Regions from separate parts of the Mus musculus genome. Here all the other regions are linked to region 2. Evidence: chromatin loops called from intact Hi-C (ENCODE). Cell type or tissue: left cerebral cortex. All regions are shown on one strand. Links, peaks and the distances in the headings refer to the core of each region. The heading gives the core; the rest is flanking DNA.

Region 1 (2,500 bases), core at 1-2,500, 120 kb after region 2:
CTAACCAGTACCCCGGAGCTCTTGACTCTAGCTGCATATGTATCAAAAGATGGCCTAGTCGGCCATCTCTGGAAAGAGAGGCCCATTGGACTTGCAAACTTTATATGCCCCAGTACAGGGGAACGCCAGGGCCAAAAAGTGGGAGTGGGTGGGTAGGGGAGTTGGGGGGTTGGGTATGGGCGACTTTTGGGATAGCATTGGAAATGTAAATGAGGAAAATACCTAAGTAAAAAAAAAAAAAAAAAGTCCCCTTTCCTGGTAGCATTTGACGGGTGTAGTTCGTGAGATGTCAGGGAACCTGAGAAGCTGCTGGACCGACAGCAGCCAGGCTTGACTGGCCTCGTTGTGTGTTTGGTCTCTATGCTGGTCAGCTTTTGGAATTGGAGGACTGAGTACTTTGCTTCCCTGGGTGTTCACCTGAGTGTATAAAGTGATCATGTGCACACATACATGAGCTACAAAGTAGGGGGCAAGGTTACCCACCCCTGGCCACTCTCCTTCCCGGGAAGCCACTCTTCCCCAACTTGCCAACCCTCTTATGTAGATGTGGAGTTTCACAAGGAGATGTTTAAGTATGTGAGCATCCTCCTTAGGAGGAGTCAGCTAGTGGCTCTCATGTTGGGATGGGAAGGGCATGTTGAGAGATGGAGTGACTTGAGCAGGTGCTCCTGTTTCTGTCCTCAGCATATCCATCCCTGCCTTCCAGCACACAGTTTAGCAACTGCCTTTCATTTCTTGAGAGCAGCCAGATATCTTGCATAGTAGCCTTAGTACCGACATTTTACAAATGTGGATGCAAGCAAGTTTGGCCTGCATCTCCAGGCCCCTCCTTCAGCATCAATGGTTGGTTGTTGTTTCAGCCAGCCTCACTCCTGTGGAGTCATTAGACAAGCCCCCATCTGCTCAGCCCACTGTCAGAGGCCACTCAAGCTCATAGGTATGGACAGGTGTGGGGAGAAGTCCTCACTCACTTCCAGATCTTGCAGATGTCTCTCCATGGTCACTCCTGGCTTTATCCTCTCTGGAAAATTAGTTTATTAGTACATGTATCCCTAACTCTGAGGGTGTGTATGGGCGGAGAAAATGAACAGCATGAATCTTACACACTGTGTGGGGTAAATGCTATTTAAATCCGGCTGGAACAGCTAAGCATCGCACTAGCATGAGATCATTGGCTTGGGGCCAGGTTTGTTGTGTTTGTGGGTGGTTCCCCCCCCTCTTTTGAGGAGGGGTCAGGCTTAGAGAGCTAAGCCATCTGTCCAGTATAATATTTTAAGTCTTTAATAACAAATCATTTGCAATATATCTTACTGCGTAGAGGAGAAAATGAATATTTTGCAGAAGTGTTATCTTTAGAAACGTCTTCCCCATTCCCTTTTGTTATCGTTTTGGTGGTGTTGTCTCCATTTGATAGTGCACATCTTTGTACTACTGTTTTGCAGAATTAATTAGTTCATTAAAAGTGGCATTTTAAAACCGGTGTGCCGGTACAGTGTGCTTCTTTAGAAGGCTTTTGCTTCTAAAAGGCATTAAGCTTCTACAAGAACAGATGCAGGGGTTCTGTGGACAGACATTAAGCCTCAAGACTTGAAAGGCTCTGTGTTGCTTTCTTTGAGGTGTATTTTCAATGAGCTCTGGCTGCCATTGTGCATGCCTTTCCGTGGTTAATGTAGTGACCTCTGCCACACCTTGCCTCTTCATCCGCTGCAGAGAACTGTGCATCTCATTGCATAATGGCCTAGCCTGGGTCCATGTGGCAATCTCTAATGTACTGTCTACCCATTCAATGAGTATTCAAGGAGCACCAGGCACTGTGGCAAGGCGCTGGGTAGTACAAGGAAGAGAGCAGTCACATGACCCTCCAGAACACTGCAGGGAAGTAGGACTTTAAAGAAATAATCACTCACAAATTGTGTAGTTAGAAATGTGCAGAGGTGACAGAATTTGAAAGTGCTGTGTGGGGTAGGATGTACTGATGGAGAGATGTGAACAGGACAGGGCCAGGGAAGGCTTTCCTGAGGAAGTTAGCCTACGGAAGAATAACCAGGGATTTGTGGTGGGCCTGGCTGGGCAAAGAGTGCTTCAGGAAGATTGCTCAGTGTAAGGAAGGGGGTGGCAGCTGAGGCTGGAAGGGAGGGAGCGATAGCTGCGTTGGAGGCTCGCCTTGGCCTCTGAGGACTTGAGACTTGAGTCCTTTCTGAGCCCTGTCTCAGGAGTGGTTCTGAAAACAGAGGAGGCTTTTCCTAGACAAGCAAAGACCCCTAGAAGGCATGGGTTGTGTGGCTTTGCCCTGCAAAGCTGGCACCTCTTGTCAGATCACAGCCTGGTGTGGAGAGAGGAGTTGTTACAAGAGCTGAGTGCTGAGAGGACGTGGGAGGAAGGGACGCTCACACACTGATGGGGACCGGATGTGAGTGCAATGCCAGGGAATAGCAGGGAAGGTCCTCAGAAGGCTAAAGCAGAAGCACCATGTGACTTAGCAGTCCCACCTCTCAGTCTG
Region 2 (5,951 bases), core at 3,452-5,951:
GCCTGAAATTATTATTTTTTTATTTATATGTATGTGACATATGCATGTGTGTGGTGTTTGTAAACATACATGTGTTGGGTATTCATCTATGAATCTGTTGATCGGCTAGCAGCCAGCTGGTCTCAGTTATTCTCCTATCTCTAACCCCACAGCCCTGGTGTTAGAGGCTCGTGTGTGTCCTTTTTTCCTCTGGCCCCAGGGATTTAAACTCAGGTTGGAATGGCTGCACAGCCAGTACTCTTAGCCACTGAGCCATCTCTCCAGTGGATGTCCTTACAGCCCCAACTCCTGCCTTAAGCAAAGCTGTAATTAGCAGCACTGTGAAGGTGAGGTTGATGCCTAGAAATGAAAACTACAGTTGAAGCCCAAGTCAACGGAATGCTTTTCCTTCGCAGCACCGTGAATGTGTTCAAGGAGCACTTGAGTGTTGTCTCAGGCAAAACAACACTGGGAAACAGATTTTTGTGTAGAATTTATCTTTTAAAAAGTTAGCCTATTTTTATTTTATGTGTATAAGTGTTTTATGTGTGCACATCACATGTGTGCCTGCTGCACATGGAGGATAGAAGAGGTCGTTGGATCCTGTGAAATTGGAGTTACAGGTGGCTGTGATCAGTCACATGGCTTCTGGGAGCCAAACCTGGGTCCTCTGTAAGAGCAGCCAGTGCTCTTAACATTGCAGCTGTCTCTCCAGTCCCCAGAATCTACCCTTAAACTTTCAGAACCAATGGATTAAAGTTGAGATGCTACAGTCAGGCTGAGGAGAAGGTGGGAATTATTAGGCACACACACCATTCTGTCAGCATAGCCTGGCAGAAAGGAAGAGTTTGCTTGCCTTCTGGACTGTGATTTTACTTTCCCTGCCCTAAAATCATGAAGCCACCTAAAATAATGGGTAGTGACATCATTTCTAACTTACAATTCATATATATATATATACACACATACATACATACATACATATATATATGTGTGTATATATATATATATACATATATATATACATATATATATATATATATATATATACATATATATATATATATATATATATATATATATATATATATGAATTGTCATGTGGCAGGACTGCTGCCCAACACCTTGGTACATTTGCTTGTCTTCCTCTCTCCAAATAAGCATCCCCGTGGTATTTCCTTTCTTATATCGACACAGTGACGGTCTTTTTCACATAGTATAGATGTATTCCCCCAAACAAGGGGATCTTCTTCTGTAATCACAGCATGATGAATAATGCCATGGAATTGTCATGGGCAAAATGCTCACAACTAATTTACAGACCTTTCTCAGACTTCCGCAGCTGTGTCAGTCCGACGAGCCTAGGGACAGCATTGCGCTCTGTTGTCAGATCCTGAAAGCAACCCCTGGCCTGGAGCAGCTTCTCTGCCTTCATGAGCTCTTGTTAACACAATATTATTATTCTGTTCAAAACTCCAACAGGTCAATTATTCTGTTGCATGCATTTCAGTTTGAGGTTAGTTTTCAGTTTAGGTTCTTATTAAATTCAAGGTTTGCATTCTTGGGAGGGGTAGTGGGAGCAGGAACCGAACAGAAGTCTCAGTGTCTCCTTTCAGTACATAGTGTCTGGAAGAACACAGTGTGTTCTGTCCCCAGTAACACTGATCCTGACCCCTCAGGTAAGCTAGTGTCTGTAAAGTCTAGTCTATTTTCTCCCCATTTAAAAAATGTATTACTGGGGGCTGGAGAGATGGCTCAGCAGTTAAGCTCACTCTTCCAGAGGTCCTGAGTTCAATTCCCAGAGACCACATGGTGGCTCACAACCATCTGTAATGGGACCTGACGCCCTCTTCTGGTGTGTCTGAAGACAGCTACAGTGTACTAGTATACATTAAATAATAAATAAATAAATAAATAAATAAATAAATAAATAAATAAATCATTTTAAATGCATCATCATCATCACCACCACCACACTATTATTATTGCATGGTATGGATGTTTGTGTTTATGTCAGGGGACAACTTGTGGAAATTGGTACTGCTTTTCTACTATGTTTGGCTTGGAGACTGAATCCAGGCTGTCTTTACCTGCTAAGCAATCTTTTATATTACTAAGCTTTAAAAAAGATGTTCTGAGATTTTTTTTTAAGTTTTAAATTTTATTTAATTATTTAAAAAATCTTTATGTGTGTGTGTGTGTATTTTTTTTTTCTGCTTGCATCTTTGTGTATGCATCATGGTGTGTTGGATGCCCAAACAGATCAGACCTCCTGGAACTGGAGTTACAGATAACTGGTTGTGAGCCACTGAGTGGGTTCCAGGAACCTAATTCAGGCCCTTTGCAAGAGCAACAAGTGCCCCTACCTGCTGAGCCAGCTTTCTAGTCTCTGGTTTGTTCCTTTGTATCGTACACACCTGGTTCTGTGGCATTCTGTCTGTTACAGTGCTGTGTAACCATTCATTTACATTGCTCTGTAAGCGTTTCCATCTGCCATCCACAGAGACTTTTCCAAGTCCACTTTCTTTAATGTTCCTGAGATGACAGGCTAAACTCTTCTTTCCCTGAAGCTTCCCCATAACCAATTCAGGTCCTGGGACTGGAGACTGAATCCAGAGCCTCACATATATCAGACAAACAGTCTACCACTGAGCTACATCCTTAGGTACAGCTGGTTCTTTTTGTTGCTCCTAGAAACCCCAGAAGGGCTCATCTTCCTGATTGATATGACGACACAATGAAGGTCAGCATCATGAACTCCTTCTTGCTCCTCTATCTTCTCTGTTCCAAACTGTGTGTCCATAGTAGACACGGCCGAAAAATAAGTAAGATGCCTTAAACTGCAGCACCAGATTTGGGAAATATTTTGTTTACACCCCAAACTCTCTTCTTTCTACAGTGTCTATGCTAGAAGTCTTTTCTTTAGATGTGTGAACTTTACTGGAAACCAGCCCCTGGAAGCTACAATTTCACATTCTCACCATTCGATTTTGACTGCTTCTATACTTCATAAAAACAGAATCTTAGGATATTTGTCTTTTTGTGTGTGACAGTTTTGCTTCCTATAGTTTTTTGTTCCAGTTTCATCTGTGAAATTGTCACTGGCAAATGTGTGCCGTCCCTCTTCATTTTATTTTATTTGTACGGGTATTTTGCTTACAAGCACACTTGTACACCACGTGTGTGCTGTGATCTTGAAGGCCAGAGTAGGGCAAGAGATCCCTTTGGACTGCAATTACAGCTGATTGTGAGCTGCCATGTGGATTCTGGGAACCAAACCCACACCCTCTATAAGAGCTGCCAGTGCACTTAGTCACTAAGCCTCTGCCCAGCCCCCAAACATGTCTTTTTTTTTTCTTTTGGTATAGCACCCATGCTGCACCTATGCTGACTTTTAAGTCCTAGACTTCTGATTTACTCTCAAGTTCTGGGGTTACAGGTCTTTATCATCACGCCTAAACAATAAAATGATTCATGAATCTGCAGATGTTATTAGGATGTTATCTGATTGGCATGTGTCAGAATTTCCCTCTTAGGAAAAAAGGTAATGTTAAACCTGAGAATCTAGAGGAGAAAAGACCAAATCCACTGTTGTCCAACTAAAGTAATCTATTTGGGGGTGAATCTAGAGTGGCTAGCCAGCTGACTCACCCCAAGTCAGGATTTGGGAGAGCAGCCTGTAGTGGCTATTCCTGGTTGTCAACTTGACTATATTTGGAATGAACTACAATCCAGAATTGGAAAGGCTCACCAGTGACCCTTATCTGGAGGCTTGGAGATCCTTATCTGGATCTTGGTATGGAGATCTTGAGCCATAGTGGCTATGGATTCCAGAAGATTGAATCTTGGAGTTTAAGGAACACACCTTTAATCTGGGCTACACCTTCTGCTGGAGACAATATAAGGACATTGGAAGAAGGGAGTCTAGCTCTAGCTCTTGCTCCTTCGCCTGCTTGCTGTGTGAGACTGAGTAACTGCTAGATCCTTGGACTTCCATTCACAGCTGCGACTGAACAATTGTTGGGAATTGGGCTGCCGACTGTAAGTCATCAATAAATTCCTTCACTATCTAGAGACTGTCCATAAGTTCTGTGACTCTAGAGAACCCTGACTAATACACAGCCCCTTGAGGTCCTTTTTATAGGAGAGTGCTCACACAGACGACTGTTAGAAAGATGCAATGAAAGGGAGGAACAAGGGGAGGGATGCTCATCTAGTGAATGTGGTCACGAGTTTAGTGTAGAGGTTGAAAACGTGTTTTGCAGCTTACCTAAAGAACAAGAACTTGGCAGGGCAGTGGTGGCACACGCCTTTAATCCCAGCACTTGGGAGGCAGAGGCAGGTGGATTTCTGAGTTCAAGGCCAGCCTGGTCTACAGAGTGAGTTCCAGGGCAGTCAGGGCTACACAGAGGAACCCTGTCTCGAAAAACCAAACAAAAACAAACCAAACAAAAAGAACAAGAACTTATTCTTTTTTTTTTCTTTTAAGATTTATTTTTATTTTATGTATGTGAGTACACTGTAGCTGACTTCAGATGCACCAGAAGAGGGCATCTGATCCCACTGCAGATGGTTGTGAGCCACCATGTGGTTGCTGGGAATTGAACTTAGGACCTCTGAAAGAGCAGTCAGTGCTCTTAATCGTTGAGCCATCTCTCTAGTCCCAGGAACTTATTCTTAATTACAAATAAAAACCCTAACTTGCAAGGACTTAACATGAGGCAAATAGAACTTATTCTTTAATTACAAACAGAAACTTTAGCCTGCACAGGACAGAGGAACTTATTCTTAACTGTCTTAACTGCAAACAGATCCCCTAAGCTGCAAGGTCTATTTTCCCTGTTTTGATCTTCCATTAACTTGAAAGGTATATTGTCCATTTTGATGTCACAGTATATATCAATTTGTATCATATATAATCACATTTTGCTTATTTGCTTATACGTTGGTAGATATCTGGCTCCTTTCACACTTGACTATAGTGAATGAGGTTGCGGTGGATATGGAAGTACAAACATCTCATTTAGACACTGCTTTCAATTCTTTTGGACACATACCATAATTTCTATTATTATTATTATTGTTAATTTACTTTTTGGACACAGGTCCTCATGTAGCCCAAATGTTTTCTATTTCCTTTTAAGTTTCATAAAGAAAAACGTTTTGAAACTATATAGAATACCTTGCTGTTTCGAAAAAACATCAATTGATTCATACCTTAACCAATTATTTAGGCTGCCAAGTGGCAGTTTTCTTGTATCACTCTGCCTTCATTTATGTGTTGGCATTTTACTACAGGTAAGAGAGTTCTTCCCCTTTATTTATGAATATGGACTCATTCATGTACTCTGGGGACATTTTATTGTTTTGAGAAATTCCTATGTGACTGTTCAAATTTTGGAGATACACAGTGGGCTTCTGCATTTCTTTGTCATTCACTATTAAGCAAAAGGAGAGGACAAAATGACTTCCCTAGATGGAGATCATAACTTGTGGTCAACTCTCTCATTCAGTCAGACTGGCGCTGTTTTTCCAAGTTCGCTAGAGCTTCCTGGATGGGAGCCACGTCGCAAACTACACATCCCAATACCCTCCTAGGACAACGTCATCACGAAGCGCCGCGCGCCGCTCAGGCTGTGGACTCTGGAAAGCCGGCTGTGACAGCTGCAACATGGCGGACGTGCTGAGCGTTGGTGTGAACCTGGAGGCCTTTTCGCAGGCTATTAGCGCCATCCAGGCGCTACGCTCTAGCGTGAGTAGGGTCTTCGACTGCCTTAAGGATGGCATGCGCAACAAAGAGACGCTGGAGGGCCGCGAGAAGGCCTTCATCGCGAACTTCCAGGACAACTTGCATTCCGTCAACCGGGACCTCAAGTAGGTACTGGCTGAAAGGATCGGGGTTGAGGACCCTTCTGGCACCTGTCCCGCCCGGATCCCGCGCCAGTCTGCCCAGTCACGGGCCTCTCTCCTTT
Region 3 (2,500 bases), core at 1-2,500, 130 kb after region 2:
TAGCTCGTGGTATAATGAGGGCTGCTGCTGTTCTCGGAAGGATGATCTCAGTCATCCAGAAATAAACCTAGCTGTGTTGATATTTAGTCTCAGCTAATCTACTGCCTAACATCCCATTATTAATTTTCCTCCAACAGTCAAAATATTGTAAGAGCTTAACTGAGTCAGACTGGAACAAGCTGCTGGCTTCTCGCATCGCTTAAAGCAGTATCATCTCCAGTTTTTGACTGATAACTAGGTATAAGAAAATAAGAAAATGGAACTTTCGCTGTAATGTTTGAAATTACCCTGGTAGTTTGTAATGTTAATTTAGATGTTAATTTGGTTTATCAAAACCTCAAGTTTGTGTACACATCTCTCCAGAGCTACACCTTAGCCCTCCTGCCTCGATGATACCTCCTTCCTTAAGCTGTTGGACAAGCTACTCCATGCCACTCTGCCCGTTATGTGAGGTTGGGAGACTCCCTAACACCTAAACTGTTCCCTGCTGCTGCCACTGGACTTTCAAACTGAGTTCAGTAGCTCTGGTGCTTGAGCAGTCCTCAGGCCCACGGGGTAGTTTCCCACAAATGCACATTCCTTGCAGGCTACTTAGAAATCCTGAGTTGCTGGCCTTATGCAGACCCCTGGATCTCCATGTGCCCTGTTCCCCAAGAGCAGGTTAACTCCTAGGAAGATGACAACCCGTCCACATACACATTGAGAACCACTGCCTGCACCCAGCAGTTGTGCTTCTATAAGTGAGTCCAAGAGAAACTTTCCTGGGATCACTTGGGATACAAACACAGGGAACTAATCAGACACCAACTAGAGTTCCCTGGAAGCCCAGCCTTTTGGCATGTCCCTGCCCTGGTGTCAAAGTGACCGTGAGCTGTGCTGGAGAAGAAGCCCATCCTACCATTCAGTGAATTCTCTCTACAGCACCAGGCAAGAAGGGCATAGACCTCGGTGCTGGAGTTCCCACGCTGCCAGGTTTGCCAGTGAGTGCAGTCTAGAGAGTAGGAACAGAGAGCAGCCACATTGGCCTTATGTTAGAGTGACAGGGTTAAGGAGCAGAAGTAGGTTGGGAATGTAGGAAAGAGGAGAGGTGTTGTGGGGGGTGGGCGGTGTGCTAGGAACCAAAACCTGCAGGAAGTATAGTGAAGCAGGGTCCAAGAGAATTAACCAGGGAAAGAGAAAGACTTGTCAGGCTCCGCTAGAGAGCAGGAAAACAGGAAGAGGGAAGACACAAAGCACCCCAAGTCAGGCTTAGCCTCCCAGGCTGGGCTAGGGCTCAGAAGGTTGTGAGGTTTTGTGAATTGATTTTATCCTAATCTTAGAGTGACACATGCCCCTGCTGATCTAGGTATGACCCTTTTATATTTATTTAATAACATTGAGGGGCTGAAGAGATGGATCAGTGGTTAGTGCTCACTGTTTTTCAAATGGGTAATAGTTCAATGCCTCCCACATTGAGGGGCTCACAACCATCTATAGCTCCAGCTCTAGGGGTTCTAATGCCATCTTCTGGCCTCCACTGGCATCTGCATGCAGGTACACATATACAGACACACATGCATACATGAATTTTTAGTGTTTTAAATCTTTAGCAACATAGAACCTGCCTCAGCTACCTGCAAGTATAGTATAGTATAGTATCCACTCTGCACAGCCCTGTGAGCTCTCCACCCCTCCCCACACAGGAAGCCGTCTCCTCTCCCTTTGGACGTCACTCCTTTGGGGAGAGGCTTTATTTAGATTGCTAAGTATATTTTTTGTCTCCATTTTAATTCAATATATTTGCAAGATATTATGTTGTTTTTAAGAACTAATATCTTACTCATACTAATTTTTTCACTAATGTTTTGCCCATTGTTTTGTTTAGTACATTTTATTCAAATTGTTGGGGTACGAATTATTCTGATAGGAAATGTTCTGTTATTTTCTTTACAGATTCTTATAAACAGCTCTGCTCAGAGCATTACTGGCCCTTGGTTTTGGTCCTGATGGCTAAAGGTCACCTCCTCCTCCTGCTGCCTGGTGTTGCCTCTGCCTTGGCCTTGCTCTAGGTCTCACCGTGACCTTGCTTGGCTTAGGGCAGCCCTGGTTCCTTCGGTGATTTGTTTAGTTTTAAATAATTTTCTGAGATTATATCATTTCTGCTTTCCCTTCCTTCCTCCAAACTCTTCAATATATCCCCCACCCCTTGCTCTCTTTCAAATTCATGACCTCTTTAATTGTGGTTTTATGTGTGTGTGTGTGTGTGTGTGTGTGTGTGTGTGTGTGTGTGTGTGTGTGTGTGTGTGGACAACCTGCCTGGACTTTATAATGTTACTATATGATGTTGCGATGATGGTTCTTGACTTGATTGTTGCCTCCTAAGAGGTATGTGGCGATCCCTAGAGGTTTTTGTAGGCATCTGAGTGGATGGAGACTAGAGGTTCTGCTGTGCGTGATCTCCTGCAGTGAGCCAGAGCAGCCCAGCAAACCAAGTCGGTGGTTGAAGCCTGGCTCAGGCACA

Evidence for each region. Hi-C counts contacts between places; a loop is a spot of excess contacts. Peaks named below come from ENCODE experiments on the same cell type or tissue, not always from the same donor. Only the 100,000 strongest peaks of a DNase experiment are listed, where the experiment ranks them.
Region 1: a loop joins it to region 2, with 2.2 times the contacts of the local background. A loop is called at or near these places in 2 of 42 quality-filtered maps.
Region 3: it touches region 2 in a loop (2.7-fold over the local background); 2 of 42 quality-filtered maps call a loop at or near these places.

Annotation. Positions count from the first base shown.
Region 1 is chr2:29,464,143-29,466,642 of GRCm38, forward strand. All of the region lies in intron 3 of Med27 (mediator complex subunit 27), which reads left to right. Among named protein-coding and RNA genes, the nearest start is that of Mir133c, 9.9 kb to the right of the region's middle. In left cerebral cortex, for the core only: no CTCF peak of the experiment used is centred there; DNase peaks (open chromatin) are centred at 1,134, 1,756, 2,128 and 2,429; H3K27ac peaks cover 1,591 bases.
Region 2 is chr2:29,341,195-29,347,145 of GRCm38, forward strand. Med27 (mediator complex subunit 27) reads left to right here and starts at 5,616. Exons shown (of 8, transcript NM_026896.5): 1 at 5,616-5,853. The coding sequence starts at 5,651. In left cerebral cortex, for the core only: CTCF peaks have their summits at 4,462 and 5,497; a DNase peak (open chromatin) is centred at 5,589; H3K4me3 peaks cover 583 bases; H3K27ac peaks cover 351 bases.
Region 3 is chr2:29,475,401-29,477,900 of GRCm38, forward strand. The region is part of intron 4 of Med27 (mediator complex subunit 27); the gene reads left to right. Among named protein-coding and RNA genes, the nearest start is that of Mir133c, 1.4 kb to the left of the region's middle. In left cerebral cortex, for the core only: a CTCF peak has its summit at 1,514 (motif pointing left); no DNase peak of the experiment used is centred there.